2 separate regions of the Homo sapiens genome follow, and region 2 is linked to region 1. A link is an interaction called in ENCODE POLR2A ChIA-PET data of the cell type or tissue named here. Cell type or tissue: A673. All regions are shown on one strand. Region 1 overlaps FNBP1L (formin binding protein 1 like). Region 2 overlaps BCAR3 (BCAR3 adaptor protein, NSP family member).

What was found. ChIA-PET counts read pairs that join two places held together with the same protein. Peaks named below come from ENCODE experiments on the same cell type or tissue, not always from the same donor. Only the 100,000 strongest peaks of a DNase experiment are listed, where the experiment ranks them.
Region 2: POLR2A ChIA-PET joins it to region 1 with 12 read pairs; 3 of 35 experiments call an interaction of 5 or more read pairs at or near these places.

Annotation. Positions count from the first base shown.
Region 1 is chr1:93,471,455-93,475,454 of GRCh38, forward strand. The region is part of intron 1 of FNBP1L (formin binding protein 1 like); the gene reads left to right. Among named protein-coding and RNA genes, the nearest start is that of FNBP1L, 25 kb to the left of the region's middle. In A673, no CTCF peak of the experiment used is centred here; no DNase peak of the experiment used is centred here; H3K27ac peaks cover 753 bases.
Region 2 is chr1:93,571,270-93,575,269 of GRCh38, forward strand. BCAR3 (BCAR3 adaptor protein, NSP family member) reads right to left here. Exons shown (of 12, transcript NM_003567.4): 9 at 401-572. Among named protein-coding and RNA genes, the nearest start is that of BCAR3-AS1, 19 kb to the right of the region's middle. RefSeq lists an enhancer at 1,213-2,210. In A673, no CTCF peak of the experiment used is centred here; no DNase peak of the experiment used is centred here.

The DNA of each region.
Region 1 (4,000 bases):
GCCAAGGTGGGCAGATGGCTTGAGCCCAGGAGTTCAAGACTAGCCTAGGCAACATTGCAAGACCCTGTTTCCACAAAAAATACAAAAATTAGCTGGGCGTGGTGGTGTGTGCCTGTAGTCCCCGCTACTCGGGAGCCTAAGGTGAGAGGATTGCTTGAGCCGGGGAGGTGGAGCCTGCAGTGAGCTGTGATTGCACCACTGCACTCCAGCCTGGGTGACCAGAGTGAGACCCTGCCTCAAAAAACAAAAGCAAAACCAAAAACCTAATTCTTTTTTATTTATCCTCATTGTTTCTTGCTTGGGTGAAAATGTTGGTTCATTTCTTTGTTCAACTTCTGGCTGGTAGTCGATAAGTTAGTCATTTGTTTTGTGTATTTTATACCTTTTAAACATCAGCAACAACTTTTTATTTCAGTTGGCCTTTGGCTTGGAGAGTCTAATAATAACATTAATTTATGGGGGTGTTGGGTGGGCAGCAGTTTATAGTTTTTTAAGACTTCATTGATTATTGTGATTCTTGCCTGTCTGAGAAATGGTGCTGTTAATTAGCAGTACAGAAATCTGGACAATCATTAGAATCATGTAGAGAATTTAAAGGCAGTAACAACCATACTCCCTAACCCTACTCTAATCTCTTGAATCAGATCTCTGGAATGAGGCCCAGAAATTTGTGTTTTTTGAAAACACTCCAAATGATTCTGACAGTACCAAGGTTTGAGAACCATTGGTTTATGTACTCTAAAATCTTTACTTAAGTCAGGGAATTAGAAATCTCCTTGTTCTTGGACTGAGTCATATTCCCTTTTTACTCCTATTAAATTGATTTCACGAATACTACTACTAATCTAATGATTTTTGAATACTTAAGCAGTGCATTTCACATTTTTGGGTTCAGAGAGATTAAGTATCTTGTCTAAAACTACTTCATAGTAAGTGGCAGAGTGATATAAATTCAGATATTTCTGTATCCAGAGCCCTTATTCTTTACCATGAATATTATACTACCTTTTATTGAATTTTGTTGAGAAGGCAGCCATCAGTGTATGTGCAGAGAGATTATTAAAAAAAAAATCCTCGGCCGGGCGTGGTGGCTTATGCCTGTAATCCCAGAACTTTGGGAGGCTGAGGTGGGTGGATCACGAGGTCAGGAGATTGAGACCATCCTGGCTAACACAGTGAAACCCCGTCTGTACTAAAAATACAAAAAATTAGCCAGGCGTGTTGGCGGGCGCCTGTAGTTCCAGCTACTCGGGAGGCTGAGGCAGGAGAATAGTGTGAACCCGGGAGGCGGAGCTTGCAGTGAGCCGAGATTGCGCCACTGCACTCCAGCCTGGGCGACAGAGCAAGACTCCATCTCAAAAAAAAAAAAAAAAAAAAAAAAAAAAAAAAAAAAATCCTAACAGTTTGTTAGTTTACCATAAAGCTGTTAAGAATATTGCTGATTGCATTATCGTGCTATTCTCTGTGGGACTCATGGAAGAAATTACTCTTTAGCTTTTTTATAGTATAGAAACTGCGTTTTGTATGACTGTTTATGTTTCTCATTTTGCACTTGCTGCTAGAAAACTTAAAGTCAGATTTCTGGTTCACTGTTAGCAAATGTATAGGATTTTTTGTCTGCATTTTGTTTACAAATTTTATTCTTAGTATCATCTTAGATTTGTCTATTTCTTTTTTTCATCTCTTTTATAATTATTGTATCTTGCTCTGTTATCTTTATGTTGCTTTAGATGGAAGTGTAAAGTAATTAACAAGTGATTTTGAACCATTTTATTTTATTCTGGTCAAAAATCTTTCTGAAAGATTTTTGAATTTGGGCAAGAAAGGATCTTATAATTTGGAACATTATCTGTGTGCCAAGCACTTTGCTAGATGTTCTTTTATTTTTTATTTTACTTTCATGCCGGCTCTGCGAGATAAGTAGTGGTATTCCCATTTTACAGAAGGTGAAACTTAAGGTTAACTTTTGTCATGTAAAGCTAAACTCTGATCTAGATTTGTGTGACTCCAAAACTTTTTTTATATGCCTCTAATGGATGTAATTTACCTAGAGATTTATTAATCCTCTAGTGGGGGTCGTTTCCATCTTCAACAAGCATTTATAAAATACTTTATAGAAAGCACTGTGCCTAGTTCTGGGTATACATCCCCAACTGCCTTGTAGAAATTGCTACACTGGATAGGATGTCTTAACTTGAGCTTAACGTGTATTTGAACAGACATTTGTATTAGTCTGTGGTCCTGGTAGGAAACAGTACTCAAAAGGCTTAACTGAGGAGTTTTAAATAAACTTTTTATAAAGGTGTGGGCCTGGTCTGTGGAGCCAGCAGTGGTGGATGGTGCATTACCCTAGAGCTAGTAACAGTTGGGAGCTGCTAGTAGTTAGGCCTTAAGGGCAAGGAGAGGCATTGGTTACTAGCCCCCTAAGCAGTAGCTGTAGGCAGAAAGGGCTGCGTGACGGGATCTATGGCCTTTAGTAGGGGAATATAGGAAATTTACAGCAGAGTGGTGGAGGAATAAAAACTTGGATTTCTAATCCTAGTACTTTGGGAGGCCGAGGCTGGTGGATCACCTGAGGTCAGGAGTTCAAGACCAACCTGGCCAACATCGTGAAACGCCATCTCTACTAAAAATACAAAAATTAGCGGGTGTGGTGGTGCATGCCTGTAATTCTAGCTACTCAGGAGGTGGAGACAGGAGAATTGCTTGAACCGGAAGGCGGAGGTTGCAGTGAGCTGAGATCACGCCACTGCACTCCAGCCTGGGTGACAAAGTGAGACTCCGTCTCAAAAAAAACAAAAACAAAAACTTTGACTTCACTTCCATCCTACTTCAGGATGCCTCCAATCGACTGAACCAAAGGATAAGTTAGAGGGCAAGGGAAACCATTGATAATAGTCTGTTGGGGCCCAGAGAAGTGTTGATGAAAGAAAGAGAGTGATTCTGGAGGAGGAAAGAGAGCACAGACAGGGCCCTTACTCCGAAGATAAGTATTGAGATAAGATAAGCAGGGAAGATAAGTATTGAGCAAATTACTACAAGTGTGATGAGAGCTGTGGAAACTTAGAATAGACGTGCCTAGCCTGAGAAGGCTTCTCTGTGGAATGTTCTTCACACATCCTGGTTCTTTTGAAACAAAACAGGCCCCTTCTACAGAGATTCTGATTTACTAGGTCTGGAGAGTATATATTTTAAAAATCCTACCCAGGTTATTTTGTCAATCATTTCTTAGAGTTAGAGAGAGGCCATAATGCTGGGGCTTAGAGGTTCAGGGAAAGAATGATGTGAGATGAAGCTAGAGAGATGATGGCCAGAGCCTATAAGCCATTCTTGTTTTTTTGTTTTTAAGTTACCTTACTAAATAACTACATCCTAACTTCTTCTGCCTCTTTTCACTGTAGTTCTCATTCTCACACCTAGCTTCTTTTCTTTGATGTCTTGTTATGAACCTCCAATTCCTTAGTAGGAGATATATATATCAAGGAAACTGGAGAAATAAAAGTGATAACAGTAGCACTGTGTCATGATAACTGAATTCTAAAGCTTGTTCATTTCCAGTAGAGAACTAGAGCCAAGGTCATTTTGTATTTTTTTTTTAAGTGAACAGAATCTGAAGTGACTTCTTCTTTTTTGAGTTTTTCTTGATGTCTAGAATGATGATACACATACAACTAAAAAACTATGAGACATGCAAAATATATAGAGCTGCAGTTTGCAATGAAAGAAGTAAAATATACTCCTAACTTTTAGAAACTAAAGATTCAAGCTTTACATATTCTGAAAATATATAATAAAAAATTTTATTATTTAAAATACATTTAGGCCAGGTGCAGTGGCTCATGCCTATAATTTCAGCACTTTGGGAGGCCAAGGTGGGAGGATCACTTGAGGCCAGAAGCAACGTAGAGAGACACCTTCGTCTAAAAAAATACAAAAAAATTAGGCAGGGTGGTGCGTGCCTGTGGTCCCAGCTATTTGGGAGGCTGAGGTGGGAGGATCA
Region 2 (4,000 bases), 100 kb after region 1:
AGGCTGAGGCGGGCAGATCATGTGAAGTCAGGAGTTCCAGGCCAACCTGGTGAAACCCTGTCCCTACTAAAAATACAAAAATTAGCTGGGTGTGGTGGTGCCTGCCTATAGTCCCAGCTACTTGAGGCTGAGGCATGAGAATCACTTAAGCCTGGGAGGTGGAGGTTGCAGTGAGCTGAGATTGTGCCACTGCTAGCCTAGGTGGCAGAGTGAGATTCTGTCTCAAAAAAGAAAAAAAAAAGTAGACCCCAAATACTTAGGACACTGTCCCCTAAATGAAGCAGCTTTCACTAAGATTCAATTTACTTTTGAGATTGACTAAAATAGTCTGATTTGCCAAACATGGCATGCAGATCTCTTTACAGAACATTAAGTACACATAAAGTAATTGGAAATTTACCTGTGGCATTTCCAGGGCTTTCATGAGAGCTGAGAAGGAATAGAGGTCCCCCATGGAATCCTTCAGTTCCACCGCCACCTGGATGATCTTACTCAGAGTGGCCGCTCGGTCCTCCAAAGTGCCCGTGCATCCCAGAATGTCCACTGCAATGCCGATGGCCATTGTGTTGTGTCTGAAAGCCAGGAGATCAGCGGTCAGGTTCAGGGCCAATGGGACTAGGAGAAAACTAAACCAAATCAGCCAAGAGCAGGGCTGTTTTTGTGCCATTTGCTCCTTTTGCTCTAAAATGTGCCGGCAGCACAGTTTAGACGGCCAATCTCAACAGAGAGAACGCCCCTTAGCAGGCTGACTGTGGAGGGCCAAAGTAGGCCACAGAGGGTGCACTTTCAGTCAGAAAGCAAGATGTCCCCGGACAGGGCCACATTCAACCCTGGACCTGGGGGCACAAAGAGGGAGCTCCTGGGGCAAAGGTGCTCAGAAGTGCATGTGGCTCCTAGTACCCTGTACCATGAGAGGTCCATGGAGACAGCAGGTCCCCCAAAACGCCTGAGAATCTCTCCTCGGGGAATCCCAGGGCCACCTCCACTGAGCCCCCTGGATTTGGGGATGGAAGGGACAGAAAAATGTGAGGACATGCTTGATCCAAGACAATAACATGGCCATCAGAACAAAGGCAGGAAAGAGGAGGTAAGAATGGTGTTCTCCAGCCCCACTCCAGAGGCCAGGAAATGAATGGGGAGGAGGATAAAGATTGAATAGTTGATGGGCTGGAATGTGCCTGTAAGGCCAGACCCTAATAAAATCGAAATCTCATTTTCCCCAACAAACCTCCCTTTTCTCATCCTAAACTACATGGGTCAACCTCAGAGACCCAAAACAGGAAGCAGGGTGATCTTTTCTCCGCATGACAACAGGATCAATATGAATGGGGTCAGTCTGCGGCAGAAAGCATAGACTGTGACCCCCTTTCCTTCCCACTGTAAATCAGGACCCAGGAGTTAACTGCTTTAGACCAGAATTGCCTCAGTTTCTTCCAGGCTGTGGTACAAGTGCTGGAGGCGAAGCCCCAGTTTATAGCTGTAGTTACTAAAATACAGCATGCATTTGAACTCCAGGGCCACTCTGTCCTGAACGTTCGGAGCTTACGATGTTACTCCACGCTGTGCTCTCTCCGTGCCCAGGTGTGTTGGTCGGTCTCTTGCTCTCCCTGAGCAAAGGGCAGCAGGGATTCATTGAGTGCTTAGCATCACTCATTTCTCTAATGTTTGTTAAATAGGTAATGGGCTCTGCCTCCAAGTGTGTTTGCGTATATATGCATGTATGGGGCTCACTTGCAGTGTAAGCTTGGGCTGGTACCTAACTGCTCCACTCCTCAGGTTCTTCATCTGTAAAATGGGAGCAAGGGTTGTGAGAAGGAGAGACTGTGTATAGGTGTGAAAATAATTAAAGTGAGCCAGGTCTCAGGCCTGTAATCCCAGCACTTTGGGAGGCTGAGGCAGGCACAATGCTTGAGCCCAGGAGTTTGAGACCAGCCTGGGCAACATGGGCTAAACCCCATCTCTACTAAAAATACAAAAATGAGCCAGGCATGGTGGCACATGCCTGTAGTCCCAGCTACTCGAGTGGCTGAGGAATGAGAATCGCTTGAACCCAGGAGGCAGAGGTTGTAGTGAGCAGATTGCGCCACTGCACTCCAGCCTGGGTAACTAGAGAGACTATCTCAAAACAAAAATAATAATAATAATTAAAGTGCCTGGCACTGGCGGGCACCTAATAAATAGCAGTTGTTACTAGAGTTGTCTCTGTACATGTCTCTCCCTGTGTATCTTGGTCCATTTTCCCTCTTTGTCTCCATCTCTTTCCTCTTTTCTCCATTTATCTCCTTCTCCTGATTTGTCTTTCTCAATTAATGAATCCAAACATAGACCTAAAATATATTTTTATTATTATTATTATTATTATTATTTTTTTTTTTTTGAGACAGGGTTTTGCTCTGTTGCCCAGGCTGGAGTGCAGTGGTGTGATCATGGCTCACTGCAGCCTTGACCTCCCTGGCTCAAAGGATCCTCCTGCCTCAGCCTCCCACGTAGCTGGGACCACAGGCATATGCCACCATGCCCAGCTAATTTTCGTGTTTTTTTGTAGAAACAGGGTTTTGCCATGTTGCCCAGCTGGTCTCGAATTCCTGGGCTCAAGTGATCCACCTGCCTTGGCCTCCCAAAGTGCTGGGATTACAGGCATGAGCCACCACGCCCAGCTGTTATCTGATACATTTTTGGAAGAGTTTTCTTATCCATTTGCAAAATGTTAACATTGACAGAACATTTTAGATGTTGCTTTTAACTATAAACTCACTTCCCATGCTGCATTCAATTGATTCTTTATTCAGTGTTTTCTCTCCCTGTGTTTTAATGGCCCTCTAGTGTTGTATAAATGGTTAACTGAATGGTTATATCCATTCACTCAACCAATATTTGCCTGAAACCTCCTGGATACACCGACTATGGGAAAAACAACTCAGGCTGGCAAATCTGCAGCAAAAGCTCCTGTGGTTGGCAAGAGGAGGCACTCAGATGTCACATGAAGGACACTTCCAGAGCAGTATGCCTGGAATGGGTGAGGTGGTAAATTAAAAATAAAGGGTGGTTTTGTATTTGATTCTCAAATGCAAGAAGGTGATATCATGTGACACATCAGGACCTCTATAACCTTGGCCTTTATTTAATAAACACATTGTAATTAATAAAACTACTCCCCAGGCTCTAAAAAGAAGATCCCACAGGTCACAAGAAACAAGCTAAGGAGCAAGACCCCAGCCAAGAGGCAGTCAGGAGAAAAGACAAATGAAGTGGAAAGTCAGAAAACAGCCAAGAGAGAAGCCCCAAACCTGTCACCCTCAGCCTGTCCCAGCACACTGAATGATACTAAGAAAATAGGGCTCAGATTCATGAGGCCTGGAACCTGCGGCCTTTCAGGCTGAAATGTCTCATGGGAGAAATGGCAAAGTGTGGTGGCACAGCTCACCTCTGCTGATAGAACGAAGCTAGTGGAGCCGGGAGGTCAGGCCCCTAGGGCAGGAGGGAAAAAGGGGACACCCGGAGAGAGGCTGGAACCTAGAAAAGTCTCATCAGGAAGAGCAGGGAAATTCAGAAGCGGGACCTAGAATTCCCCAGAGGCTTAAGCAATGGGTATTCCCGAACAAAATCCGCATGGCCCACTTCTTCACCTCCATCCTCCCACATGGCTGCAATTCAGCATTCTGGGTATTTTCTATGGGATGTATCCACGGCTGCGAGGCCAAAACAGCAGCAGCATAGGAGTCATTTTATCTGCTGTACAGCCGAGGAAACTCTAAAGCAGCGACATCCATCCCCCGAGAAGTGGCTTTTTACCGTGAAAACAGCAAATTCTAATTATAAAAAGTCATCCTTCAATCACATCAGTCACATTTCAGGTGCCCGAGAGTGACATGTGGCTGGTGGCTACTGTAATAGCCAGTGCAGAATGCGTCTGTTACCACAGAAAGCTTTCCTGGACAGCACTGTGACCTGGAACTTCATGGAAAGCCATGGGCAGTCAGTAATGGCAACTAGGACATGG